3 separate regions of the Homo sapiens genome follow, and regions 2 and 3 are each linked to region 1. A link is an interaction called in ENCODE POLR2A ChIA-PET data of the cell type or tissue named here. Cell type or tissue: MCF 10A. All regions are shown on one strand. Each heading gives the region's core, and the rest is flanking DNA. Links, peaks and the distances in the headings are about the cores only. Region 1 holds the start of LOC124904529 (a long non-coding RNA gene). Region 2 has its middle 55 kb from the start of PSEN2. Region 3 has its middle 39 kb from the start of ITPKB.

Region 1 (9,864 bases), core at 2,132-7,131:
GGTAACACTCATGTCATCACCAGATCACGTGAATGTCCTCTCAGCAGAGAAGCAGATGCGTGTGTGAGGTATAGGGGAGAAGCGATTAGCCTTTTTGAGTGCATTGGGCAAAAAGTGCAAAGAGGAGGTGATAATTGCGCATGGTAAAGAATGAAGAAGAGTTCTCTCGGTAGGTTAGGGGAAGGGTCTTCCAGCCAGAGGGGCCAGCACAAAAGGTTCAGGAGCATGAAGCAGTGTGGTGTGTGTTGGCAAACACAACCAGATCAGTTTTGCAACAGCCCAGGGAGTGAAGGGACGCATTGGTGGGGAGAGGCGAGAGCCCTTGAGAGTCCATGTGTGGTCTGTGGTCTTTGTCCTGCAGGCTTTAGGGAAGCCACAGAAGGTTTAAAGCAGGGGAGGGACATGATGAAATTGGCATGATCAGATTGATGTTTTAGAAAGATCTGCAAGGCTGATGAGTGGAGAGTGGGTTGCAGGAAGGCACACCCAAGGCAGGACAGGCTGTTGTGATCCTGGAGAGATAGGAAGAGCAAGGGGTGCTAGCCGTAGGGAGAGTTGTCAGGGTGGTAAATTAGGAACTTTAGTGATTGACTGGCTGTTTTGGCAGCCCTGTTCCAGAATCGCCTTAGCTGTCCCTGAGGGTAGATCTTAGGGTCTCCCATGGAATTTGTGATCCTCATATGTTCAGCATGGTCCCATTAGATCTGTGGGGTCAGTGTGCTGGGGCATGACGCTGCACATGCTCTATCTTCCCAGAGCCCCTGGAGCCCCTGGACACCAGGGAGCCATGTCCGTCACATATGATGCCTTGGTAAGGAGCTGGTAAGAAGCAAGATGACCTCTTGCTCCTGAGAGCAGCAAGCACTTACAGCTTCTCCCTCTGAGCGCCTCTGGCTTGATGGGAGCTGGCAGACCTTGCTGAGTCTTGCCCTGATTGGGTGGCCTGAGTCATTGCTGCCACGACAGGCACCAGATCCCACCGTGCCATGTGCTCCCTTCTGGTATCACAGCTGCTCGCTCTCCACATGTGGCCTTAAGGAGGGCTTTGGGGCAGATATAGGACTGATGCCTTTATCATTTAAACCTCTCTTTATCTTCTGAGAAGCCCATTGGTAGCCCTCTGCGGTCATGTCTGTCATTTCTTTCATTTTTAGGCAGGCTGGTGGGGAAGACCGCAGATGGCCAGGAGCTTTTGGGTCACCCCTCAAAATGCAGTTGGCCGCTACACTGTGAAATCCCCAGAGGCCACAGTGCCCTGTGATTTACTCCTAGCATTTTGAGTGTTGAGTTTCATTGCCAGGATGCTAGGCTTCCTCCTGGCCCCACCACAGGTGCTTCCGTGAGTGTCTCCTCGCCTCACCTGGGCTGGGCCGTGGCTGCAAGTCCCAAACGCCAACCATCCCGGGTTCTAAATTGTGTTGTAACTAATTAGAGGCAGAGGTTGGTCAGAGTCAGGTACTGCTCAGCCACGACCACAGTGATGTTCCACTTCTCTGGGTGGGGAGGTGGTACCGCAGGCAGGGCCAGGTTGGTGGGGCTGGGTGGTTTAGAAATCCTGGCTTCCATCTCAGCCCCCGCCGGTGACCACCGAGGTAGCTTTTGTGTGATCTGTCGTTTCCTCCGCTACTCATCTCATCAGAGAGGCCCGTTTTGTCTTGGTGTTCTATTTCATCTTTCAGACCCGAAGGGCCACATCTTACTTGCATGGTGTGTGTTCAGGTTTTCAAGCATGTCCCGTGTTTTCCTACCTAGTCCTCCCTACAGTTTTGGGGATGAGGCCTTGCTGTGCATTTTCATTTCTGTTTGCAGAGGGAGAAACAGCAGCTCAGCAAAGTAGGTGACTTGCCCGCGTTGACATGGCCAGTGAGTAGACTACAGTGGAGGTCTTTGGCTTTCCTCAGCACTTTCCCCTTTGTCTCTAAATCCAGCGGCTCAAACTCAAATGCCACCAGGGGCCGGGCAGGTGACCTGTGTCAGCGGGACCCAGTGACAGGGGAAGAGAAGGTCCCATCTTAAGTGGCTGCTGCTCAGCCCCAGGCAGGGGCCGCTGTCCGGGATTACAGGCCCAGGATTTCAAAGAGAAGTTGGGAATTCGGATTTTTGTGTGGAATCTGATTTTTAAATGTTAGCAACTAATTTAGAAAAAAAATGTAGCCAAACAAGGTGAGTCTGCTGGCCTCTGCCCTATATCACCTGGCTGCTAGTCACTCACCCACGGCCTTTCCTCCTGACTCAGGTTTACAGGGAGCCTCTGCTGGCTGGCTATCCTGTTAAGGGAAAGGGGGAAAGGAAAGGGAAGAGGAAACAGTTCTAGGAGCTTCTGGTCCATTTGCGTCGTGCTGGCCACACACTGTGTAAATAGCTCAGCTGCCCACATTCCCAAGGCAAATACTTTCCATGCGCCTCTTTGGCCACCTTGAATCCCGGGGCTCTTTGGCAGTTTATCGGCTCGCTTCCTTTTCCGAAGATTCAAATGACGACTGCCTGAAAATATTTTCTTCAGCTGGGTTTTTCCTTGGTGACTTCACTCCGAGACAGATGTGCCCTAATAATAGCATTGAAAGTTAAGGGGAATAAGTCAGCCAGCTGGTTCTGTTCCCTAGAAATGATGTTAACAGTTCCTAAATGTGAGCTCTCCCCAGAGACCTTGGAGGGGCTGAGCCTGCAAGAGGCCGTGGTCATTGTGAGAGTCTGGAGTCCTTCTCCCTGGGACAGAGTCCCCAAGGCTCTCCCCTCGTCCCACCACGATACGTGTACTGCCCGGCACACAGCAGATGGACATTGCAAAGGAGGTTTGCTCTCTTTGGAGATGGTCAGGGGCTCTCGTTCAGCTCCTGCCTCCTGAGCCTAGAGGCCCCAAGCTTAGTGAGACCTAAATCCTGACTGCACAAAGCAGACCATTCCTCCAAGTGCCTCTCTCATGCCTGTGTTCAGGCTCACTGACTGGAAGGACTCCCAGAAGTCATTTAAGCCCGTTCTTCAGCCTCTATCATTCCAGAATACATTTTTCAGATAACCTGCTTGCATTCCCTCAATAATGTTTCATTTCCTCTAACTCAGTAGGAAGGAGATGAAACAAGTCTAAGAGAACCAGGAGCCTTCTGTAAGCTGTGCAGGCAAGAGAGTGACTTTTGTGGGGGCCAAGCTTTAAGATCTCTTAGATAGAAAACTGGACCAGCCTCTACGGATGTCGATGCTCTGTTTCTTGGTTTTGCTTCTCTGTAAATCTGAGGGAGAAGACAGGAAGGACCTGGGGTGCAGCCCTTCTTTGCCTGTCTCATAGGAGATCCTCACCTCACTTTGTGAAAACCCATGCTGTCTGTAATGATCCCAAAAGCTGCTGCAAAATACCTCAATATAAAAGACATGTTAACCTGGACGTGGTGGCTCACGCCTGTAATCCCAGCACTTTGAGAGGCCGTGGGGGGTGGATCACTTCTTTGGTCACCTGAAGTCCAGGACTTCAAGACCAGCCTGGGCAACACGGCAAAACCCCATCTCTACCAAAAAATACAAAAATTATTCAGGCATGGTGGTATATGCATATAGTCCCAGCTACTAGGGAGGCTGAGGCAGGAGGATTGCTGGGTTGCTTGAGCCCAGAAAGTTAAGGCTGTAGGTGAGCCGTGATTGCGCCACTGACTCCACTCCAGCCTGGGTGACAGAACAAGACCCTGTCTCATAAAAAAAAAAGAAAAGAAAGAAATGTTGAATCATTGTAGCCTAAAGCAAGAAGTGAAGGAAACAGTTTCAGGGTGTCCCTGCTCCCGGTGGGCGGGAGAACCTGGCTGCAGTAGGGCGTGCAGGCTTCCAGGGTAGGAGTTTGGGCAAGACCCCAAGGTCTGCCCCGATTGGGACACAAACCTAGGAGCGCACCTTTGCCTCTGTTTGCTGCTCTGGTAATAGGAGGCGAGACTGGTGCCTGCCTTTCTGGGGCCCTGGGAGGCTCCTGTCACGTGGGGAAAGTGCTAAGTAAGCACCCACTGCCACTAGCAGGGCCTGGTTGACAGAGATGCACGGGGAAGGGCGATGAGTCAATCTGTTTATGAAAATCACACATATCGTCACACATACCGTCAAGATGACCCGGGGGACAGCTGAGCCCTGAGAGCTGATGAGTCTTGCTCATACTTGGGGGTTCTCTGGTGTCCCTTTTTGGCAACCCGTTTCCTGTGCTTCCAGAGGTCTGCACGTGAACAGATGCATGACTGCTGAACCGAGACACAGGGTCTCTACCCTGAACAGCTCTGGTCAGGAGAGGGAAGCTGGGTGACTCATAGCAGAATTCAGAGCTGCGCATTGGCCACTGCTGGGGCAGGGCTGCAGATGCTTCTTTGGAAAGCAGCTTGGGGTTTCTGGTTCTCTCTGCGAGTCTGCATTCTCACTTGCTGAGTGCCATTTAGCCACAGGCACATCAGCATAATCTGTCAGAAATATGAATTGCACCAGTGTAGCTTGATAACTGCTTATAAGCCGTCATGTGGTATTCAAGTCCTCCCTCAAAAGTTTCCTTGTTGGAAATTCCTTAAGTGGGAGTTCCCAAAACTCTGGCTTTGGATTTAGACCAGGATGACCCCCTTAACCAAATCTCTTACAAGGTCTTTTTTGCATTCCCAGAAACTAATTAAAAGGCAGTGTTTTGTCCATTAATGTTCTTGGCCTAGAGAGGTAAACTTTTAGCAATTGGAGGTTGAGGAAATCTTGTCCCTTCTACTATATCCAGTAGTATCCTAAGGTTTTAAAATGTATAACCTGAAGTTTTTTCAATCTCAGGAATCTCTGAAAAAGAACCAGGGGTTACTAAAGAGCTGTTCACACAGAAGTAAGTGTGTTTCCTTTAGCAGGGCTGTGCCTGGGAGAGCTTTGGGGAGAGAAGATGGCATTTTAGATTCTTGAACTTTCTGCAGAAAACTTCGTTTTAGATTCCTGGCTTTGTAAATGTCATCCTCCAGCATGGGATGAAGAAGTCTGTTTCCACTTGTGGCCACCTGGCAGAGCTGCCTGTGTCCCTGTTGCTCAGCTCAGTCTCCCGGGGAACAGGCAGAGTTACTTATTTCAGATCCCAGGTCCCTGGGGGAGGTTTGGGTGGGGGGATTTTCAGGAAACACGAGAGCCTCTAGTGGCTCTCCTGCCAGGCTGCCTCATCGTCCGTGCACTCCCTCTCACACCCGACTAGAAAGTAGCTCCTGGGCATTTTGGAGTTCCAGAAAGACTCTGTTTCTGTCAAGGAATAGGACTTTTCATTGGGGATCCACTTCCTCCTGGCTGTGGCCTACACCTTCTGCCCTTTCCTTGTGGAAAGGTGGGATTCAAGGCTGGGATTAGGGATAGAAGAGGAGGTGGTCAGACCCTACTGCTAACATCTGCTGGGCTCATACAGAGCTGTCTCCCATACAGTTCATCCGATCCATAGGCTCTTGACCTTGAGGGGGTCAGACCAGACAGTATACGTGAGAGGTATGCAAAATGTATCTGCCTCTGTTGAGTGCTCTTGTGTATGTACCAGGCACTGCACACAGAGAATTTAATTTAACCCTGAAAACAATACTTTAGGATACATGGTATTTCCATTTTATAGATGAGGAAACTGAAGCTCAGAGAGGTTTGGTAACTTGCCTAGTGCCACCAGCCAGGAGTGGCAGGATCTAAATCTCAGTTTATCTGGCTATAATGTTACCTGTTCCACATGACAGGAAATGAGGCAGCCCAGCAGAGTGATGAAGAGCTTGGATCCGCAGCCAGCCTGCCTGACTACACATGTACAGAACCTTGGGCAAGTTGTCTCATGACTCTGTGCCTCAGTGTTCCCATCTGTGAAGTGGGACAGTGACAGCACCTCTGTGATGGGTTGAGAGACTCTTATCACACACACATAGCAAATACTCAGCCCTGTGTCTGGCTCTGGTAAGCACACGAGCTATTTCTTGAACTGGCACTAGAACAGCTCGCATGCTATGGGCTGCGCTCCTGCCCTGCCTTACCTCTCTGTGGGCTATAAAGGAAGGATTAAGCAACTCTAGCTCCCCAGACCAGGAAGCTGTTCCCAAGAAGGTGTGTTGGGGGTGGAGATGGGGCTGAGTCCCCTGGCTGGCGCCTCTGAGAGAGCGGCCCAAGATGGACTCTGCGGGTGCTCGGAGGTTCCAGAACTTCAGTGCCAATTGTCTGCCGATCAGTGAAGGCCTTTGGTAAATTTCCACCCTCTGTAACTTGGCCTTGTTGTTTTGCATTTACCAAAGTAAAAATAAAATCTCTGGGGAGGAGTGGATGAGCGCAGGGCGGGAGAGGATCTGCTGCGTGTTGCAGGGGTGGCCCTTAACCAGCTGGGCAGAGCCCAGGCGCCCTTTCCCAGAGGAAAGGCTGAGCCCTTCTGTCCTCTGGGCTTTATCCATTAGGAAGTCAGCCTCGAAAGGCTGCCCATCCGCCTCGTGCTCTTCCCCAGCCCCTTTGGCCACTCCCTGTTTCCTCCTATTGTTGGTCCCCTCCTAGCCTCCGGGCCCAGCAGCCTTTGAGGCCTGGAGAGGCCCCTGGTGTGAGCTCTGCGAGGCCCCTGGTGTGAGCTCTGCGAGGCCTCTGTTCAGCACAGCATTTCCTGTGCCTTCTTCCTCTCTCGCCTCTCTCCTCTAGCCCTTCATTATTTTTAGTTCTTAAGAGGATGGAATCCAGGAGAGAGGAGGAGGGAAGAGCCAAGTTAATGACCTTCTCACCAGAGATGGAGCATTTGCTGGGCCCTGCCCAATAGGGAGGGTTAGGAACATTTCCATTTTGGGTGAAGGACACCTCGATTCTTGAGTAACCAAAAAAAGACTCTGGTTTAGCAAGATTGCAGGCCCCTTTGATGCCAGCTCCTATAGAGTGTGGATGAGGGAAGGAGTGCAGACCTGAAAGAGTCGCTAAGGAAGAGCATTCTTTGCTGGTGTCTCCAGTGTCCCTGGCTCCTGCAGGATACTGGGGATGCCCACGAAGAGATGTCCCCTGCCTGCCAGCAAGGGCATCACAGATTGAGGGATGGGAGAGTGAGCAAACAGTGACTAACCTGAGTGAAAGGTTGCCCTCCAAACCCTTGAGTGAAAAAGACCCCTGGGGCCTGGGGCCAGCCAGGCTGCCAGCCGTGGGGTCCTGGAGAGAAACCCAAGCAGACCAAACAGGAAATTCCCACAAATATGCCCCCTCTTGTTACTTGGAGAAGTCTCTAGAAAAATCCAGGTGTGAGCAGGTGAACATAAAGCAGTGTGAGCCTTGGTGTAGGTGTGCTTTATCTTCCAGGCCTGGGCCCTTAGCATGTGCTGGGTCCGCAGGGTCCTCTTATCAGCCAGATGCCGGGAGTATTGGATTCCTGCCGGCTGTGCAGCCTGGGGGACATAGAGAAGGTTAGGACAGATCCCCAGTTCCCCAGGAGCCTTCCTGCCACTGGGAGACATGGTATGGCACACAAGAATCACGAAGCACCCCAGCTTCCTTTCCCTTCCCTGCCCCACCTGCAGGTCTGCTGTGCAGGTGCCCTGCTGGGAAGCTCTCCCTCCTCCCTTCTGCGTATCCACATCCTGCATCTCCCTCCAGCTTCAGGGAGGATTCCAGGAGTGGCGTGGGGCTAGAGTGGCCTGAGAGACTTCAGGGACAAGGTAGGGCCAGCTTGCAGATTCCAGGGGATCTGCTGGAAGGAGAGGTAGGATGTGGATACACAGAAGGGAGGAGGGAGAGCTTTCTGGGCAGAGCACCTGCACAGCAGACCTGGAGGTGGGGCAGGTATGGGATGGCTTGCCCTGACGGATTGGAGTGGGCACGCCAGAGAGTGAGTGTGGGGCCGTATCTGGGGGTGGCTCTGTATCCCGGAGGGACCCTGCTCCCTCTTATGGGTGGTCAGGGAGCCTTGGTGAGGCCCTGGGCTGCTCCTGGAGCCCTGTCCTTGCCGTCTGGGCCTTGGGCAACCTCCTTTGGCAGGGTTTAGGGCTTATGGTGGAAGAGGAAGAGTGGCCATGATGGAGGGCCCCTGGGTGCCAGTCTGGGTGCTGCCCTTGGCCTAGAAACTAGGCCTCTAGTTGCAACAGGAAGAAGGCAGCTAATCAGGAGACAGCTGGGCAGTCACTCAGGGTTTTCCTGGTTTTGGCCAGAATGTGCTGCTAGGGGTCGATTGACCATGGTGGCGTCCCTCAAAAAGAGTCAGCCAGGTTGGGAGCTCCAGCCTTCAGCCCGACCAGGTCTACGCACTGCAAACCAGGGACCCGGCAGCCCTCGCAGCCTGATTGGGTGTGGAGGGGACAGAGCGCTCACCTGGAGCTAGTTTAGCTAGCTAGTTCACTGAGCTGGTTCGTGTAGCCCCTGCAGGGGGTCCCGGTCTGCAGGGGCTGGTAAGGACCCATCATCCTCGTTCTCCTGCCCCAGGCCCAGCAGTTGCTTCTGAAGGAGGGACTTCACCAACCCGACAGCGCTCAGTAATCCCTACCCTACGCTCATGGGTTCCATAAAGGGCGGGGGAGAAGAACCTCGTGCCTGGTGAGCAGCGCTGTGGAGGATGTTCGGTGCCATCCAGCCTGCGGGAACATCACACGGCGGGTGGAGACGGGGGATGAAATAAAGCCTTACTCGGGTCTTTTCTGAAAGTGCTTTTGCATTTGGCATTTAGGGGGATTTTCTTGTTTGTTAAAGGGGGAAAGGCAGTTAGTCTTACATCCAGACTTTTATTTTTAGCTGGAGCTACCTGTCCTGCCAAGTCCTTGGGCTTAATTTTTCCGATCCTTGGTGTCTTGGTTTTGAAAGCCCTTCCCCTCCTTCCCTCCCAGCTCCTTTTTGGCAGGGGCAGGTTTCGCTTTTGGCCCCAGCCAGGTTTCTAACCAGGGCTACAGGAGGGAGCTATTGAGCCAGGGGCCCCTACCTGCCTGGGCTTGTACCCAGCTGCCGCCAACCCAGCTGGGCCCTGCCAGGGGGAATACAATGAACAAAGTTGGCCACCGCCTCCACTCTGCAGCCTAGGAGAAGCACCAGGCTTTTCCCCAGTGAAGGAAATAATGATCACTAGGGAAACCCTAACTGCTTTTTTAGAAAGACCAAATGAAGAAGGAAGGAAAAAAGGATTTTTTCCAAACATGGAAAACTCAATGACTCTCACTCAGACTTTTGCAAGAGCAAAACAAAGGCTTTGACACAGAACAAATTCTCCCCTGGCAGGGGCGTTCTTCATCCACTTTCGACGCTTTGTTAGATGTGCCTTCCCCGAGCGTGTGTCAGTAAGGACGTTCTGGGAACAGACTTGGAGGGAGGGGAGAGTAGGCCTTTGTTCAGGCCTCCCCCATCTGAAAGGTCACTCTTCTGACAAAGCCCTTGCTGTTTATGTGAGGCTATTTTATAAATAGGGGGGAAGCAGATAGCCCCAGGTCCGAGAGAGATGATGGGAGCCCAGTAATCCTGTTGGCTGAGACAAAATCCTTGGAATTAAGTGGCACAAACCTGGAAGCTGTGTGACCTTTTGCAAGTTACTAAACCCCTCTCAACATGTTTCATCATTTGCAAAATGGAGACAACAATATCAGTGTTGTGAGAGTTACCTGAGCTATTAGCTTATTAGTATCTAACACTATGTTAGACATGTAACGTGATCTCTTTGCACACACGCAGCAGAGTTCGGCTGGCAATACCGTTTTCGGAGTGTTAGAGGGTCCAGGGATCATTTCCCATTTCTGATATTTTAGAGATTTCCCCTCATCTCTTTTACCCAACAACAACAACAAAGGGAGACTCTTTCTTTACGATTATCTAAAGATAAAAGCCAAGTGATCAAACTATTTAAATAAAAAGAGAAGTGCTGGAGGAAAAAGTAGCAAATTGAGGGAACAAGTCAGGTGAAAAAGAGGCTAAGAAGAGAATGTAAAC
Region 2 (9,864 bases), core at 2,997-7,996, 150 kb before region 1:
TTTCCCCAGAACTGAATTTCAGAGCTCGGTAATCCCTGGCACGGTCTCCATGAGTCCAGATGGGATACACTTTACAGATAGACCTGCACACCCCCTTCTATGCACCTCACTCCCTTGACACTTCTTTTTTGTTTGTTTGTTTTTTTGAGATGGAGTTTCACTCTTGTCACCCGGGCTGGAGTATAATGGCGCAATCTCTGCTCACTAAAACCTCGCCTAAAACCTGAGGCAGGTTCAAGCGATTCTCCTGCCCTGGCCTTCTGAGTAGCTGGGATTACAGGCGCCCACCACCACGCCCAGCTAATTTTTGTATTTTTAGTACAGACAGGGTTTTCACCATGTTGGTCAGGCTGGTCTCAAACTCCTGACCTCCGGTGATCCGCCTGCCTCGGCCTCCCAAAGTGCTGGGATTACAGGCGTGAGCCACCACGCCCAGCCCCTTGACACTTCTTGACACTGTTCAGACCCCACATAACATACATACTTAACTGGGATTACCTGCTTTGCAGGATCTTGCACATAATGTACATACTTGACTGGGATTACCTGCTTTGCAGGACCTTGACTCCTGAAGCTAGGAAATCCCTGGAGACATCTGTAAAGGTCACCAATTAGTTTTCTCCAATGTTGGCTCTAGTTTAATCCCAAATGATCTAACACAAGTGACCCCCACATTTTTTGTTTGTGTCTGCTTTGAGGTGACCCCAGCTCTTCCCGCACCCAAGGAAGCAGGATGTAGCCACTCTTTAATAATCTATAAAATACCAAGAATACCAAAAATCAGCTACTCAGCATTCTGAAAATGATAGCAAACGTTTTGTAAGTACAATTGCAGCAGGGGGACATGGTCACATTAACTCGCATCCTGCTTTGGTACTAACAAAACATCCCCTTTGGCTTTTTGCTTCCTTTCCCTCCCCAAAGGAATTTGCTATTGTTTGTAAATATAGTATACCCCTAACACCAGCTTTATTTAACTCCACTTCACATTTTTAGCCTTTCTGAAAATTCATACTAGGTAGGTTTTACTTTTTTTGAAACAATTCCATTGAGGTAGAATTTACATACAATAAATTGGACTGGTAGGGTCAGGCTCAGAGCACTGTTTTATTTTTTACTTTATTTTTAAAAATTTTTGTGGGTACATAGTAGGTGTATATATTTATGGGATACATGAGCTATTTTGGTACTGGCATGCAATGCATAATAATTAAACCATGGAAAACCGGGTATCCATCCCCTCAAGCATTTATCCTCTGTGTTACAAACAATCCAATTATATTCTTTTAGTTATTTTTTGAAATGTACAATTAAATTATTATTAACTGTAGTCTCCCTGTTGTGCTATCAGATACTAGGTTTTAATTCATTCATTCATTCTTTTTTTTTTTTTTTTTTGAGATGGAGTTTCGCTCTTGTTGCCCAGGCTGGAGGGCAATGGCGTGATCTCGGCTCACCGCAACCTCCGTTTCCCAGGTTCAAGCGATTCTCCTGCCTCAGCCTCCTGAGTAGCTGGGATGACAGGCATGCACCACCATGCTCAGCTAATTTTGTATTTTTAGTAGAGACGGGGTTTCTCCACGTTGGTCAGGCTGGTCTTGAACTCCCGACCTCAGGTGATTCGCCCGCCTCTGCCTCCCAAAGTGCTGAGATTACAGGCATGAGCCACCGTGCCCGGCCTTAATTCATTCTTTCTATTTTTTTTGGTACCCATTTATTATCCCTACCTCTCCTCACCTTGCCACCCCACCACCCTTCCCAGCCTCTGGTCACCATCTTCTACTCTATGCTCATGAATTCAATTGTTTTGATTTTTAGATCCCACAAATAAATGAGAACATTGAGCACTGTTTTAAGTGAACAGTGAGTTTTGACAAATGTATATGCCTATGTGACCACCATCATATTCAAGATATAGAATGTTTCTGTCATCCCAAAAAGTTCTCTCATGTCTCTTTGCTGTCAACCATCCTCTCCACCCTCAGCTCCAGGCAACTGCTGATCTGCTTTCTGTCATTATTGTTTCATTTTGATGGGCTTTAGTTTTAAGGAGAATATACTGTAGCCAATAAAATGGAGTTCTGCTTGCTTCTGCTTGACACCCTGCAAGGATCCACATGAGAAAATGTTAACATTAAAAACATAGCAATTGTATGTCATCTGAGCCACACAACATTGATCCTTTGCTGAATTCTTTTCTCTCATTAGTGTAATAAATTGTTTTCAAAGATGGCGCCAACAATTCCTCCCTCATGCCACTCCTCCCATCAAGAGGTGGAGTCTGTCTCCCCTTTCTTTGAACCAGAAGTGATTTTGTTACTTGATTTGACTGAAAGAATGAGAAAAAAGGCCGGACGTGGTGGCTCTTGCCTGTAATCCCAACACTTTGAGAGGCTGAGGCAGGTGAATCACTTGAACCTGGGAGTTCATGGCAAAACCCTGTCTCTACAAAACAAAAAATCCCCAAAACACAAATATTAGCGGGGCATCATGGCCTGCACCTGTAGTCCCAGCTACTCGGGAGGCTGAGGTGGGAGAATCGCTGGAACCCAAGAGGTGGAGGTTGCGGTAAGCCAAGATTGCACCACTGAACTCCAGCCTGGGTGACAGAGTGAGACCCTATCTCAAAAAAAAAAAAAAAAAAAAAAGAAGTGATGCTCTGCCAGTTCCAGGCTCCCGCTTTACAAAGCTTGAGAATGTCTATTTGGCCTATTGGGATTCAGCCACCGTGTAAGTAAGCTCAAGCCAGACTGCTAAATGATGAGAGACTCTGTGGAGAGGGAGCGCTCAACCAGCTCCCTGCTCCTCAAGCCACCCCAGCTGAGGTGCCAGACATGTAAGTGAAGCCATCTTGTGTGTTCCATCTAAATTCCAACTAAAGCTCCCAACTAAATGCAGCCACACAAGTGACCTTGAGCAACTCAGTACAGAGCCGAAGAACTGCTCAGCTGAGCCCAGCCAACCCCCAGAATTGTGAGAAATAATAAATCTTTGTTTTAAGCCACTGAGTTTTGGGGTAGTTTGTTATACAGCAGTGGATAACTGAAGCCATCGGGAATGTTGAATGAAGGTAATGCCCTCCTAGAAACACCTGAAACAACATCAGCAGAGGGAAAGAACATGCGGCCTCCATAATACTGTGAAGCAGTGACTGCCCCTTTGTGAAGTCCCAGAGGCAGGTCATTAAACCAGATCCTCCCAAAGGAAGCAGAACCCAGGATGCAGTCACAGCCAAGAGAGGCTTCTTCAGGGGCTCTCAGGAGCTCAGTGTGGGGAGTTGGCTCAAGGGAAAAAGGGATTCCAGGTCCTCCTCCTTCTCTTTGTGGCTTTCCGAGGGAGAGTCTTACCCAGGTGGGGGGAGTCGTAGCTGAAGAATTTGAGTTTCTAGGGAGACCTAGGATGATTTAAGAGGTTAAGAGCTTCTTAGAGCCACGTCTTCTTAGGAAGACCCAGATGAGAAATGATTCAGGAATTCCCATGATCAAAGGCTAGCACAATCTGTGGCCTGCAAAAGCTACTCACAAAAGTGTTTGTTAAGTCAATAAATTTCTGCTTGAGTTATTTGGATATTCCACAGGCTAATTAGATTTAGGGAATCCAAGACTGGTGCTGAGGTGTCCACCAGGCATGAACAATTCACTTTGACAGTTCCTAGATCATCATGCACTCTGCAGACCAAAGAGAGCCATAGAAACCTTAATTTGAAGATTAATTATTTAGCCTGTTGTAGACTTAGCCTTCACCTAGCATTTAACTATAGAATGGGAGCAAGTTTGGGACATTCGTATGAACCCATCATCACTTGCCCTTTCTTTCCTGGAAGACTTGATAATCTTCAACCAAACCTCCAGCTCACGGAAAAAGGATCTCTAGCAGCAGCTTATTTGAATTGAGGAGGATTCCTAATGGAGTGTATGGAAATTGTTGCTCTAGATGTTTGAATAACCAGGTGGTAAAGCAAGGGGACCAGCATTTCCTGATAAATACAAGCAGTCTGCTGCTAGCTGAGGCTGTTTTGAATTGGATATGGTAACAAGAGCAACACCACTTCACCTCTGTCTCACCTGAATTATCCAGTAGTTGGTGAGCTCCTCAGAGGAAGGAAGATGGGGCAGGGGAACTTTTCTGGATCTGGGCCCGAAGGATGCTTCTGCACCCCCAGCTTATTTTTTTTTTTTTTTAAGACAGGGTCTCACTCTGTCTCCCAGGCTGGAGTGCAGTGGCGCAATCTTGGCTCATTGCAACCCCTGTCTCCCGGGTTCAGGTGATTCTCCAGAGTCAGATTACTGAGTAGCTGGGACTACAGGTGTGTGCCACCATGCCTGGCTAATTTTTGTATTTTTAGTAGAGACAGGGTTTCACCATGTTGGCCAGGCTGGTCTTGAACTCCTGACTTCAAGTGATCTGCTCGCCTTGTCCTCCCAAAGTGCTGGGATTACAGGCGTGAGCCACTGTGCCCCGCCCCCAGCTTAATTTTTCTATGTTTGCAATGGTCATAGCACATCCTCTACATCTTCATTGTTCCCTGTGCATGCATTGAGATGAGTTTCCTTAGTGTCACCTGCAGAAAGCAGAGGAAGGAGAAAGAGGTGGGAATATGACAATTCCAGAAGTCTTCCTGCAAGAAGGGCCACAGCTAAGTGACAAAGACAAGGAGGGACAGGGACAGGCCAGCAGTAAATGTGGAGCAGCACCAAGTGCATGCCAAAAAGTCAGAGTTTTCACTTTCTAAGTTGGTTTGTGTCTTATTGAATAAATCAAAAGGACTTGACCCTGTGCTTATGCAAGATCTCTTAGTGGCGTGCAAGCATTTAGAAATGCTTGAAGTGCTGCACACATGAAAGGCAGAGTGACTTTGTTATTAGCTCCGTCTGTAACTGGATGACGGCCACACCCTCTGGCATCTGACTGAGTAGGAAAAAGGCCCCAGGGTGTCCTGTGCTGGGGACACCAGGTGACTGTACAGAGTCCATGCCAGCCAGGAGATCCCAGCAGGTGCGAGGCTGATGGGAAATGAGCAAGCTTGGACGGTTTTCCTGCCTGGATGGAGCGTCCGGCTTAGTCACTCTTCCCTCTGCCTGGGGGAGTGAAGTCACAAGCTCTCTGCTCTCACTGTCTTGCCAGCCCTTCTTCTCCCTTCCCTCGGCCCTCTTGCCTTCTCTAGGACCACAGATTAATTGTAACTAGAACCCTAAACACACTTACTGTAAGAGGCTTTCCCTTATAAACATAAGGTTTAAAAAAAGAGGGTCAAATGGCAAACAAACACCCTCAAAAGCAAGAAACAGCTGCATTCTGCAAAGCCAAGCTACTCTCAAGGATTTTTTTTTTCTTTTATAGAGACAGGATCTGTCGCCCAGGCTGGGGTGTAGTGGCTGGATCATAGCTCACTGTAGCCTTAAGCTCCTGGACTCAAGTGACTCTCCTGACTCAGCCTCCTGCGTAGCTGGGACTATAGGCCCATGCCACCATGCCCAGCTAATGTTTTAGACAAAATAAGGAGTAGGGCATAATCCAGGGTCAGGGCAGTTACAAAGAAATCCCTACTTGTAGTGCTTTTGTAGGCTGATAAATGATATTGATATTCTTAATGATAACTATAAAATACAGATCTTGAGACATATTTTTAAAACTATTTTTAAATTTTATTACTAATATCTACTGTGTATGCCACCCCCACATCCTTTTTGGAAAGAAATGAGGCAATATTAATAATAAATTCTCATGTTGATTTCAGGTGCTTTCACATACATTATTTCTTTGGTTTTCCCACAGCCTGTTGAGCTGGCAGAGTCTTGAACATATCAGGGACAGCTGTCTCTCGGATTTGTCTGAATCTGTAAGCAGTGTTGGAGCAGTCACCGCCATCAAGGCAGTGGCAGGATGGGTGTGTCTGTCCTGCAGTGCAGGGGTCTTGAAGGCTTTCTTGGGTTTTGCTGACCCTGTTGGCAGATATTGGCAGATTTTTTTTTTTTTTTTTTTTGAGACAGAGTTTTGCTCTGTCACCCAGGCTGGAGTGCAGTGGTGCAATCTGAGCTCACTGCAACCTCCTCCTCCTAGGCTCAAGCAATTCTCATGTGTTGGCAGACACTTTCTGACAATGTGTTAGGGACAGTATTTTAATCTCTGTGGCATGTCAGAATGCAGCCTCATTGGCTGGGAAGATTCCTTCGATCATTATAAAGGTGAAGGTTACCTTTGGACTCTTCTAGTCACAAGATACAGAAACCTGTTTAAATTGGCTCCAATAAAAAGGGGACATTTATATCAGGATGTGCTAATGTCTCAAGAACCCAAGGGCAGAAAGAGTCAGTAGTCTTGTGAGAGACTGGAACTAGAACAAATGCACGTGTCACACAGATGTCACACTTCTGCACCTGTGGGCAGAGAATGTGAGACTCTTCCACAACTAGGGCAAGGCTAGGCCCGATGCTCAAAGTCGAGATCTAGTCAAGCCTTGTTAGGATTTATTTACAAGGATCGCTCAGCATAACAGTATAGATATTATTGACCTGTTCAGCCTAACAGTGTAGTCCCAACCCAAAAGGGGTCAGGGAGACAGATTTCAAAGACAGAAAAAACACTTTTATATTAATATATAAAAATTAAATTTGTGATAAAACGTAACAAGTGGGAAAAATTATTCAACAAATTGTGCCAATCTCACTTAGAAGTTCACTTTATTTAATACTCCAAAATAAGTTCCAAACTAAAGGGTAAACATTTTTAAAAAGTATACCATAAAACCAAAATAAAATATAACTTAACGTTAATTAAGGGTTTAATGAAAAGAAGGGAATGACTCCTAAACCCAGAAACCACAGAGTAAAAATCACAAAGAAACACTGAGCTAGTTTGACATTTATTGAATACTTTATTATAAATGGTCTCTATTTTTAAGTACTTTGCCCACATTATCTAATGTATCTTCCAACTTTATGAAGATGGTATTATTATTCTCCTTTTTAAAGCTGAATAAACTTAGGCACAGAGATGTTAAGTAACCTGCTCAAATCCCACAGTAAGTGGTAGAGCCCTGCTTTATACTGGAACTGTCTGCCTCCCAAGCGGTGCTCTGGCCCTCTATGCCCTACTGTCTCCTTACACAAATTCAAATAGATTAAAAGGGCAAAGTTAATTCTATATGTATTTATCAAGCTGCCCCTAAGGGATGGCCACTCCAGACCATCAAGAAATAAATGAATGGCCAGGTGCAGTGGCTCACACCTGTAACCCCAGCACTTTGGGAGACCAAGGCAGGTGGATCACTTGAGCCCAGGAGTTGGAGACCAGCCTGGGCAACATAGAGAAACCCTGTCTCTACAAAAAATACAAAAATTAGCTGGGCGTGGTTGTGTGCGCTTGTAGTTACTGGGGAGGCTGAGGTGGGAGGATTGCTTGAGCCTGGCAGGTGGAGGTTGCAGTGAGCTGTGATCCTACCACTGCACTCCAGCCTGGGTGACAGAGTGAGACCCCATTTCAAAAAAAAAAAAAAAAAGAAAGGAAGGGAGGGAGGGAGGGAGAGAAGAAGGAAGGAAGGAAAGAAGGAAGGAAAGAGAGTTTCTGATCCTAGCAGGTACTGCAAAGAAGAAAGGAGGCTATGTGATGAATGGTGACCTGGCATGAATTGGGTGATCAGAGAAGGGTGGATGGGGGAGACTGGCTGGGAGATGGGATATATGGAGTATGGAAAAGGAGGGATCATGAAGGGCTCCTGGGTTTTGGGCAAAGGTGGATTATAGTGCCATTTATTAAGACAGGGAAGACCAGAGAAAGGACAGCAGGTTTAGGGAGGAAAACCTGGGGTTACATTTTGACATCTTAAATTTAAATGGCCCATTAGATATCCAAGTGGAGTGATAATACATGCTGAGCAAATATCACAAAGCAGTAACCTCAGATATATCTACAAAACCCAGTGAACTCCCCACAGATGTGTGGGCAAAGGATGGAAACTGATACTTTAGGAAAGGGAAAATATAGTCAATAAACAGACATGGGAAAATGTTCAGTCTCACTAGTAATCCAAGAAATGCAACTTGAAACATTGATGAGGGAGTACATTCATCCCATGGTAGCCGTGGCGGATTGGTTCCAGGACCCCTCAGAGAAACCAAAATTCGAGGATGCTCAAGTCTTTTACATAAAGTGACACTGTATTTGCACATCTTCCCATATACTTTAAGTCACCCAGATAACTTATAATACCTAATACAATATAAATGCTATTTAAATAGTTGTTATGCTAGATTGTTTTTAAATTTTGTATTATTTTTATGGACATATTGTTATTTTTTATGGTTCTTTTCCCAAATATTTTCAGTCTCTGGCTGGTTGAATCTATGGATGTGCAACCCCTGGAAACAGAGGGCAGACTGTATATTTTTAACTACTAAGTTGGAAAAATAATCAACAAATAATAACACTAGCAGAGTCAGGGTGAAACTGGTGCTCTCACATGTTGATGGTGACATTTTACAGTGGTGCAAATACTTGAGAAGGAATTTGGCAAGAGTCATAAAGATTCTTATATTCTTTGACCAATTTTTTTTCACTTTGGGGAGTCTATCTTAAGGGAAAGCTACCATGAGCCCATGATATTTATCATGAGGATATTCATAGTGAAAAGTCAAAAAACAAAAAGTAGGGGAATGGTTGTTGTATAAATTATGGTAAACCTTCTCCATTCCAGTGTTGTGCAGCCATTGTCTATGTTGGTGGCTTTCCTTCAAGTAACTAACAGAGTGGGGGAAAGTTCCAGCCTCCTGGCAGCTAAGTTGATTCCAATGGAAGCTGAAGAGGCTAAGGAGGTCTCTTGTCACAGGCCTCTTGTAGGGCCTAGGCCTGGGTCAGGGAAGGCTTCAGGCTGGTCCCTACAGCCTGGGACACCTGGAGAGATGGGGCACTGGAGCTCCTGGGATTGGCTGGGATCTCTGAGATGCTGTTTTAGTCCATTTGCACACTGCTATAAAGAAATACTTGAGACTGAGTAATGTATAAAGAAAAGAGGTTGAATTGGCTCACGGTTCTGCAGGCTGTACAGGAAGCATGGCAGCTTCTGCTTTGGAGGAGGCCTCAGGGAGCTTCCAGTCATGGTGGAAGGCAAATGGGAGCAGGCACATCACAGCTGGAGAAGGAGGAGAAGAGAGAGGTGGGGTAGGTGCCACATACTTTTAAATGACCAGATCTCACGAGAATTCACCTATCATGAGAACAGCACCGAAGGGGAAATCCACCCCAATGATCAAATCACCTCCCACCAGGCCCCACCTCCAACATCGGGGATTACCATTTGACATGAGATATGGGTAGGGACACAGACCCAAACCACATCAGATGCCCAGAAGGCAAGTGGGGTAAGAACCCACCACCTGGAGGCCTGTGCCCAATTTCCACTTTACATTATGAAATTTCCAACAACAGCCGGCACAGCTGCACTGAACTTTCCCTGAGCTGGAGATGGAGCCCAGTGACCCTGTGCTGCCCAGAGAGGGATGATGGGGAACTGGTCAGCTGATGGGAAGCTGATACCCACCCAAGTTACCCCATCACATTCTGCATTTCTCACACCGTCCTCCACTTGGCATGGGGTTCTTCTTAAAAGCACCTGAAATCACAAAGTGGGTCAAGGTCATTGCCCTTTTCAGCTACTCAGTAAGCTATTCAAATGTGTGCTGTTCAGCACAACATCACACCGCCAAGCTGCTGCCACCAGTTACCAGGCAATTTCTGTGGTGACTGCTAAAGCTGGCTTGGAATGCATTCTCCAGTCTTTAGTGGTTAGCTGGAAATCAGCAGTCTGCTTGGAGGGGTATTTTATGGGAATCAAATGACCTCCCCATTTTTCCATTTGTGTAAGCAGGA
Region 3 (9,864 bases), core at 2,436-7,435, 120 kb before region 1:
GTCACTAGGGAGAGGCTGGTTTGGTAGCCAGCAGGAAGCCTCTCAGGGCCACAGTTAACTTGGCAAATTTGTCACGGTTGGGTTTAGTCATGCAGGCTCAGGAATCTGATGTCTCACACCATGAGGGTGACCATTTTTTTCAGGGTCCAATTAACATTAACCTGGCTTATAGAGACTGACGTACAAACCAAAGTGCCCAGTCACTGATTCAAAGCAAGAAACCAAGTCACTCAGAGGACCAGAGACTCCCTTCCCCAGTCAGGGCATTCCAAGTCAATGGGTGAGTATGTGGGAAGCTTGGCTAAGGAACAAGGGAAACTGATTAAATTGATTAAATAAATGGTCTATTATCTGCTTACTCCTTTAGCCCATCTCCCGGGATTCTCCTGTTCCTCACACCACAGTTGCACCAGGGAGCTTGCTTTTCTGAGAATGTGCCACATTCTCCATTATGCACATTTGTTGGGTCCCCACCCGGCATTCTTTCCTCTCCTAACAAACAATGCTCAACTTTTTCTCCTGGCATCTTACACACACACACCATGAGCTTCAGGGACACTGATTTCACTCCCAGCTCCTGCTCCAGGGTGGCAAAAAGAAAAAAAAAAAAAGAAAAAAAGAAAGAGTCCATTACAAACTCCATGCCTCAGGTAAACCACCAATCAGGGCCAGATATGTGACTTCATTTGACCCAGTCAGGGTGGCTCTCAGGGATCTTATTGGAACTATGGGGAGAGTGCTCTGTCTTCCTTTGACCTGTGCAGCATGTGGATTTTCTTCTGAAACAGCTGCAGCCAATTTGCCTCAGTGAGGAAAGATGAGGATGACACTGACACACAGAGGAAGGCCAAGCCCAGAAAATCATAAAATAGGTCTGAAGTCCTGATCAAGCCATGCCTGAAGCCTGCATGATTCCTCTGGAAACATTGTTCTCAATTTGGGGTTGGGGGTAGGTAGACAGTACTGCCCCTTGGGGCATTTTGGAAATGTAAGGGGTTCTTTTGTTTGTCATGGTGACTGGGAATGTTACTGCCATTTAGTCTACAGTCAGGAATGTTAGACGTTCTACAATGTGTGGCAGAGAACTGTCCACAGTCCTGCCAGACTTGTGTATGTCTTACCCAACATCAATGTTGGTGTGCACACTGCATCAGGAACTGGAATCAAAGTCTGGTAGGCAGAATCATGGCTCCCAGAGACGTCCACGTTCTCACCCAGAATCTGTGAATGGTACCTTTCCGTGGCAATGGGGACTTTGCACAGATGTGACTAGGGATCTTGAGAGCAGTCATTGTCCTGGATTATCTGTTTGGGCCTGATGTAATCACAGCACTCCTCAAAGAAGGGACACAGGAGAAATCAGAGTCAGAGGAGAAAGTGATATGGTGAGAGAAACAGAGATTGGAGTGATGTACTTTGAAGATGGAGGAAGGGGCCCCAAGCCAAGAAACGCAGGCGGCCACTAGAAGTTGAATAAGGTAAGAAATAGGCCTCTCTCCTCAGAGCCTCTGTGAGGGACCAGCCGTGGCAACACCTTGACTTTAGCACAGAAACTGGATTTGGACTTCTGACCTCTAGAACTGTCTGGGAATAAATCTGTGTGGGTTTAAGCCACTAAACTTGTTGTAATTTGTTATAGCAACCACAGGAAACTAATACAAAGTTATGCCTGAAAGACTCAAGGCAGCAGGTTTTGTTTTGTTTTAATGGGAGATGTGTTTATGGGGATGTTTTCCCACTCATCTTGAGGCAGAGTGCATCCAGTGCTGCTTCCTCCTGAGGGATCAGGCTTCTGGAAGTCTTGCTTCTCCTCCTGTGGGCTGGCAGAGGACGGTGGAGAAGCCATCACACAAAACTACTGTTTGTGCATGGCTAACAAATGTGATTTTATAGCATTCTGGGCGTTTCACATCATGAAGTGGGAACTGGGGCTCCGCACCAGGCACTTCTTCTGTTTCCTCTTCCTCTCTTCTGGAAAGGGATGCAGGAGATCTTTTGCAAGGGGCATGTTTTTGTGCGTGGGTCATCACCTCCAGAAAGGCAGCTGATCCATTTGATTGCTATAATTAACTGAGGCTAGCCCCTGGCTCTGTTTTACGTATAGACCCAGCGTGCTTTTTTTCACAAATATAGACAATGTTTTCCAGGGAAGATGGGCTTTACTTTATTCCAAAGTTTACCAAGAGTCATTCCCATTCCATGAGAAAATCACATGAACTATGGCCAAGGCTACTTGGGACCCACCTCCCTGTACTGGCCTGCACTTGTCACAGTCATGCTTATGGGGATTCTGAGTATGGATGTGAACATCTCACCCCTTATGTTGTCTTCTGGAGTAGCTGTACTCAGACATTTACATATTAAAATACACATCATTTTCATCATTTTGTTACAAATATGTTCCTTTCCTTCTTCCTCTGTGACCTCTATGACCTAGTTAGACCCTCATAGTGTTTCTTTTTTCTTTTTCTTTGTGGAAAATATGGATGCCTGTAGGTTATATTATGCACTAATTCCATTTCAGGAGATACAAACTATTTTTTAGAGAGACGGGACTTTAGGTCAGATAGGGCTGATAAATACAGCTCTCAGATGTGGTTGTTGCTGTGAGCACCTCCTATCTGAGTAACTATGTCTCCTCTGGTGACCCTCCTCACCTCTAGGGCTGGCATGATGAGCCCATGCAGTATGTCCTGCCAGTCCCCACTCCCTTGTCTATAACAGATGCCATTAGTTCAGTACAGCACCATTTTCCATTGCAATGGGATTTAGTCTAAAATTTCTTCTCATCAGAATGTTAGAAGCAGCTACCTCCCATAGACAGGAGTTAGTACAGGAGATCACTTACCTGTGAATCCAGAACAGGCAGATCCTTTTGCCTCAACATCCTTCTCTCCTGCCCCAGGGCCATTGCAGGCTTGGCTTAGAACTCTGCCCCTCACCCCCATCCATGAGGCGGGTGACAGGAGCCCCTTCTCCCCGCGCTTGCCTCTCTCGTTGCATGCATCTCACAGTTTGAAAAGTGGCTGTTTTTCGTTTTTCATTTTATTTCTTGAGACAGAGTCTTGCTCTGTCACCCAGGCTGTAGTGCAGTAGCATGATCTTGGCTCACTGCAACCTTGACCTCCTTGGTTCAAGTGATCCTCCCAACTCAGACTCCTGAGTAGCTGGGACTATAAGTGTGCTACCACCACACCCAGCTAATTTTTATTTTTATTTTTTTTATAAAAATCGGCACCATGTTGGCTTGGCTGGTCTCGAATTCCTGGTCTCAAGTGGTTCTCCCACCTTGGCCTCCCAGAGTGCTGAGATTATAGGTGTGAGCCTCTGTGCCCGGCCGAAAGTTACTGTTAATTTCTCTCCCCCTCCAAATGCAAGCTTTTTGAGCACAGAAGCTGTGATACATTCCTTGAGATGAACTCAGCGCCTGATAGGGAGTAGGAGCTCCGTAAATATTTGATAAAATCGGGCAGGCAGATGGACTCAGCCAACATGTGCCATCCAGGTCTCTAGCCCCTGTCCCCTACCAAGATTTATTGATTCCCTTCGACCTTCTGACGGCGATTTTTCATTGAGCTGTGCTCATCTAATTGAGTCGGTCCATTTGTACTGCTCTTAAGGGCCTGAGAGTGAACACATGTCATTCTTGGTTACCCAGCTGCCAAGAACCCCTCCTAGACAGGACAGGTGGGAGGGAAGACACTCCTCCCTTTCTGCGGGTAGAGGAAGTGTGTCACTCAGGACTTCGAACCTGAAAGGAGGGAAACTAGGACGCAGAGCCAGTTAGAGGCAATTAGCAGCAGCTGCAGTGGGACCTGCAGTCTAGTGGTGCGGTGGATGTGTCCAGGGCCACAGCGTCCAGTAGGACAGAGGTGAGCACATCCGGGGACAGGGGAGCAGGAATGAATGTGCAGTCGTGATGATTACAGCAGTGGCCTATGCAGGTGGCTCCTGAGAGGGGGTCTTGTCTAGCCCATGTCTAATTGGGTTCTGTTGGAGCCCGGTTCCCCAGCTCCTTGTCAATTACATGAGTTCCTAGATACCTTTCCAATCAATCCCTGCCCTCACTCCTGTCCCCGATTCCTGCTCCTTTCCCTACAGGCCCCTTCATCCCGTTTCACCCACTAGATCTTCATCCTCACGGCCCCACCCCTTAATGGAATCTACCTGGCTTCCCACCCTGCCCCCAACACACATCAGATCAGTGCCCAGATCTGAGCAGTCACTGGGTCCCCAGTACCCCATCTTTGTAGCTGCACCACGAGGCTTCGCTCAGTTCCAGCAAGGGAGCAAGGGAAGCTGCCCAGCTTCGGGGAGAGCAGGATTGGGATTTCCTTGTTAGTGTTCCCATCCATGAAATCTAGAGAAGCTTTTGGAGTAAGACGCATGTTCATTTTTTACAGGTACATATGTTTCATTTTTATTGTCCAAAACCATATTTAAAGAGGAATTATTTTCCAAGTTTAAAAAGGAGCCCAATCAGCTCTCCTAGCCAGTGAGCCCACATGGCTGGTGAGAAGCAGCTTTGGTTTCTTCTTGCTCTGCCCAAGGGCCTATCTAGATCATAAAAGAGCAACATTAATCTTAAATGACTCCTTGCTTTGTTACCCTGGGAAGGGCTCCAAACTCAATGAAATCCTCCTGCCACGATAACAACAACAATGACCAGGAATGTGCGGTGAGCACTTGCCCAGCACTCAGCTCAGCCTCCCACACATCGCAGAGATGATTTCATTTGCTGTCACAACAATTCCATGTGCTCGGCACAGTCATGCCCTGTCTGTCAACAGGGAAATGGAGGCACTGAGGGACTTTCCCAAGGTCACGTAGCTGGCAATGGCAGTCTTGGACACTAACCCCTAAAGGAAGAAAAAAACAAGGGAAAAGAAGTTGGAAGAATGAGGGAAATGTTATAGACTGGCAGAGTAACAACTCCTGGAAAAAAATTTGGGATTGCCTAACAATCCTGATTTAGAATCTGGAGCAAAGAGGCCATGCAAAGGATTGCATGCCAAACAAAGTACATTTTATGATAATAATTTTTAAAATACTGTGGGTTTTTAAATATAATGATTGGGTGACCAAATAGAACTATCTGTCGTCCTTCCTCCAAAACAATAAGCAAACTTTCTCTTATGAAAAGGGGACTGCAATAACACTTTTTTTCTTCTTTTTGAGACAGGGTCTCATTCTGTTGCCCAGGCTGAAGTGCAGTGGTGCAATCTCAGTTCACTGCAACCTCTGCCTCCTGGCTTCAAGTGATCCTCCCTGCTCAGCCTCCTGAGTAGCGGGGACTACAGGCATGCACTACCCTACCCAGCTAATTTTCGTATTTTTTTGTAGAGGTGGGGTTTGGCCATGTTGCTCAGGCTGGTCTCAAATTCCTGGACTCAAGTGATCTGCCAGCCTCTGCCTCCCAAAGTGCTGGTTTTACAGGCGTGAGCCACCGCACCTAGCCTGCAATAACAATTTAATACAAACACACTATTCTGGAAAAGCACACACAATGTTTCAAAATCCTACTGGAACTTCAGTGATGATGGAGTTAGATTATGATAAGAGCAGAGGAAGAACCATATTACTAGAGGATTTGGTTTGGAGGCCTCCCAGGCGGAGCTCAAGATTGCTGAGCTGTAGGCTGCCGTGGAGCATAACTCTTAGACAGTGCTCTATTCCACCCTGGGCCTGTGCTTTGGAGGGTTCTATATATTAAACATATGCACACCAAAATGCACATGTCAAATAACACAAAGAAGGCTTGGTCACTGGTATTTGGTGCTCAATGCTGGCATAGCCCAACTCGTAGCCCTAAAACATCTGCTCTATTGACTAACACTATTCAGGCCCCAGAGAAATGCTTCTCCATATCTCTTGCTCTATATTTTCAAAACAAAAAAATGACTATATCTGAAAGCCATGGTTTGTTGGTTGTATCACTGCCCAAACTGGGATGGACACTGTTTTTGGGGTGCAGGGAGATCTGAGTAGTGGAAGAAGTTAGATGAAAGACAAATCAGTTAACAAGTTCTTATTCTCAGTGTGAATGCAATGGATTCTTGTACAATGAAGCACCATTCCCCAGTACTGTCAAACATCCATTTTCTTACTTCTCCTTGGATTCCCATATGTGGCTCCAGAGGCCCTCCCTGGTGCAGTACTTGCCACTGCTGCACCAGGGAGGGCCTCTGGCAGCCTTGGATTGTTCTTCAGTATTAAACATCACTCTTCAATTTGTACATACCATCAATTCTCATTATTAGAGGTAGTTATGTTCTAAAAAAAAGCCACCAAGAACACTGAATTAGCAAATAATGAACCATTGTTCCTAAGGGAAATACACGGCTAGGTTCCTGTGAGCATCTGGTCACATTTCATCAACTAATCAATACATAACCTCACTTTATGTGTTATGTGTATATATATATTAGTATATATATGTATATATTATATATACATTTATATATAATAAATATATACTAGTATATTTATATTAGTAAATATATATTAGTATATTGTATATTTTAAAACAAGTAGAAGAGAGGAATTTCAATATTCTCACCACAAATAAATGATAAATGTTTGAAGGGCTGGGTTTGCTATTTAGCCTGATATGGTGATTACACAATGTGTATATGTATTAAAACATCACATTGTGCCTCATAAATATGTACAATTATGTGTCAATTAAAAATGAAATAGGTCAGGCACAAGTGGCTCACACTTGTAATCCCAACACTTTAGGAGGCTGAGGTGAGAGGAATGCTCGAGGCTAGGAGTTTGAGAGCAGGCTGGGCAACATATGGATACCCTGTCTCTTAAAAAAAAAATAATCTAAAATTAGCCAGGCTTGGTAGTGTGCACCTGCAGTCCCAGCTTCTCTGGAGGCTAAGGCAGGAGGATCGCTTGAGCCTAGGAGGTCAAGGCTGCAGCAAGCCATGTCTTGTCACTGCACCCCAGCCTGGGGGACAGAGGAAGACCTTATCTTTAAAAAATAAATAAAATAAAACTTAAAACAAATAAATAAAACATATATATAGTCGATTCATTAACAGTGAGTTCACAGCCAATAGTACTGTAACTCATGCCTGAACGAAGCGTATCTAATAGCCTGTATTCTCTCAGTAAAGCACATGAAAGCCCCTTGCACTTAATGACACTAGATAGCACTTCAGCACCACATTTGGGAGCCATTTCAAACAGTGAGTCAGTGAAAAAATACAAAAATTAAAAAATCATGACACTAAATAGACTGAGGAAAGGACACTTTACGTAGGAGAGCTGAAGCAGGAAGGCAGAGTGTCACGTTGTTTGACCTCAGCTTAGGAATGTTCGGTAGGGTGACACCTTTTTCACTGCTCTGCACATGCCAGCAAATGACCTCCAAAGCACTGAGTGTTGATTACGAGGTGGCAAAGAAATTTTATTAAGGAAGATAATTCATAAATATGGAATCTGTGAATACTGAGGATAACCAGTGTGTGGATCTAGATGCAACTTGTGTGAAATGATATCAACTTTTTATGTTACATTAATTAGTTGGGATTGGAACACTAAAATTGTAAATAGCTTTTTTTTTTTTTGAGACAAAGTCTCGCTCTGTCACCCAGGCTGGAGTACAGTGGTGCCATCTCAGCTCACTGCAAGCTCTGCCTCCCAGGTTCATGCCATTCTCCCACCTCAGGCTCCCAAGTAGCTAGGACTACAGGTGCCCGCCACCACTCCCAGCTAATTTTGTTTTGTATTTTTAGCAGAGACAGGGTTTCACCATGTTAGCCAGGATGGTCTTGATCTCCTGACCTCGTGATCTGCCCGCCTTGGCATCCAAAAGTGCTGGGATTACAGGTGTGAGCCAGTGTTCCCGGCCCAAATAGCTTTTTTTAATAAAAAGATATAATAAGATTTAATTACATTTTCAATAAACAAATGAAAAATTTCATCTTTTTTTGAATAATTTTGGTCTAAAATGTTCATATTCACTAGTTATAACATAATTTGGCTTTTACTTTTAATAGAAAAACTTAAATATTTTAGAAGAAATTCAAAAACATTTAATTTTTTACATTTCTTTATATTTTTGTGAAAATATATTAAAATTTTGTGTACTTTGAATATATTTGCTTTTTTTTTTTTTTTTTTTTGAGACAGAGTTTTGCTCTTGTTGCCCAGGCTAGAGTACAATGGTGAGATCTCAGCTCACTGCAACCTCCGCCTCCTGGGTTCAAGTCATTCTCCTGCCTCAGCCTCCTGAGTAGGTGGGATTACAGGTATATGCCACCACACCCAGCTAATTTTGTATTTTTAGTAGAGATGGGGTTTCTCCGTGTTGGTCCGTGACCTCAGATGATTCACCCGCCTCAGCCTCCCAAAGTGCTGGGATTAGAGGCGTGAGCCACCGCGTCCGGCTATATTTGCCTTTTTAAAAAAAACTCTAATCTCATGACAGATTACGCTTTCATTATTTAATTGTTTATATCATTGCTGTAAAGGAAAAGAAAATTAAGTGAATACTTTATTACAATAATATAATTAATAATGTTGCTAAAATCGAGGCAAGTAAATTAGTTTTATGGAACAAAAGCTGTGATAACATATGAATTATGTACGTCTTTATTTTGTTACTCAGCTAGATCTTGCCAGCCCATCAGCAGACCAGACATGTCCTATAATCATAAAATCGAGGCCGGGCATGAGGCTCACGCCTATAATCCCAGCACTTTGGGAGGCCAAGCTCAGTGGATTGCTTGAGCCCAGGGGTTCGAAACCAGCCTGGCCAACATAGTGAAACCCCTAAAAATACAAAAATTATCTGGGCATGGGAGACTGAGGGAGGAGAATCGCTTGAGCCTGGGAGGCGGAGGTTGCAGTGAGCTGAGATCATGCTATTGCACTCCAGCCTGGGCGACACAGCGAGACTGTGTCTCAAAAAAATAATAATAAAAATAAATAAATAAAATAATAAAATTCAGATGTCTTTAATAGTTTATTGACATGCAGTCATATAAAAGTCAGAGCTCTATACATATTTAAAATTTTTGTTGTTACAAAGATAACTGTATCAAGGTAGAGGATAAAACATATTTTATTTAACTTTTTGTTGTCATTGTTGTTGTTGTTTTGAGATGGAGTCTCGCTCTGTCGCCCAGGTTGGAGTGCAGTGGTGTGATCTCAGCTCATTGCAACCTTCTCCTCTTGAGTTCAAGCGATTCTCCAGCCTCAGCCTTCCAAGTAGCTGGGATTAAAGGCGCCTGCCACCACGCCCGGCTAATTTTGTATTTTTAGTAGAGATGGGGTTTCATCATGTTGGCCAGGCTGGTCTCGAACTCCTGACCTCAAGTCATCCACCCGCCTTGGCCTCCTGAAGTGCTGGGATTATAGGTGTGAGCCACTGCACCTGGCTACTTAACAGTTTATTGGCTTGATGTATTACCTCTTCACATTTAGACACATGGTATGTGGAGTTCCATTCATGCCCTTGCACTAGGACCCATCCACATCTTGGTGGACCTGCCTCTGTGACCACATCTTGGTGGACCTGCCTCTGTGAAGATTGAGGGCATAGGCGGTATTCTGGGGTCTGTATCCCAGAAAATCAGCAGCCCAGCTTAGCAGATATTCTGATATTCTGATTAGGTCTAGCCCCAAATTGCAGAAAAACAGATGGCAACAGCATCAAGTCAGTTAGAAATTCTCCAATAATAGTGCTAAACATTGTCATAGGGTTGGAAAAGGCCACCCTAGCAGACTGGTGGCTGGAAGTGGTGAGATTCAGAAAATGCACAGTGGCCGTGACAACCACTACAGGGAGAGAATCCTTGAGAAGCTGATGGGCTCAGAAGGCCACTTGTTTTGATGAACAGAACATGA

Evidence for each region. ChIA-PET counts read pairs that join two places held together with the same protein. Peaks named below come from ENCODE experiments on the same cell type or tissue, not always from the same donor. Only the 100,000 strongest peaks of a DNase experiment are listed, where the experiment ranks them.
Region 2: POLR2A ChIA-PET joins it to region 1 with 33 read pairs; 7 of 35 experiments call an interaction of 5 or more read pairs at or near these places.
Region 3: POLR2A ChIA-PET joins it to region 1 with 11 read pairs; 4 of 35 experiments call an interaction of 5 or more read pairs at or near these places.

Annotation. Positions count from the first base shown.
Region 1 is chr1:226,657,342-226,667,205 of GRCh38, reverse strand. All of the region lies in intron 2 of ITPKB (inositol-trisphosphate 3-kinase B), which reads left to right. All of the region lies in intron 1 of ITPKB-IT1 (ITPKB intronic transcript 1), which reads left to right. LOC124904529 (a long non-coding RNA gene) reads right to left here and starts at 4,444. Exons shown (of 2, transcript XR_007066908.1): 1 at 4,075-4,444; 2 at 1-2,545. RefSeq lists enhancers at 820-1,099, 3,717-3,806, 4,117-4,256, 3,903-4,428, 7,432-8,262. In MCF 10A, for the core only: no CTCF peak of the experiment used is centred there; DNase peaks (open chromatin) are centred at 4,045 and 4,285.
Region 2 is chr1:226,810,365-226,820,228 of GRCh38, reverse strand. No RefSeq gene overlaps it. Among named protein-coding and RNA genes, the nearest start is that of PSEN2, 55 kb to the left of the region's middle. In MCF 10A, for the core only: no CTCF peak of the experiment used is centred there; a DNase peak (open chromatin) is centred at 4,968.
Region 3 is chr1:226,773,645-226,783,508 of GRCh38, reverse strand. It overlaps the pseudogene RPS27P5. Among named protein-coding and RNA genes, the nearest start is that of ITPKB, 39 kb to the right of the region's middle. In MCF 10A, for the core only: no CTCF peak of the experiment used is centred there; a DNase peak (open chromatin) is centred at 4,658.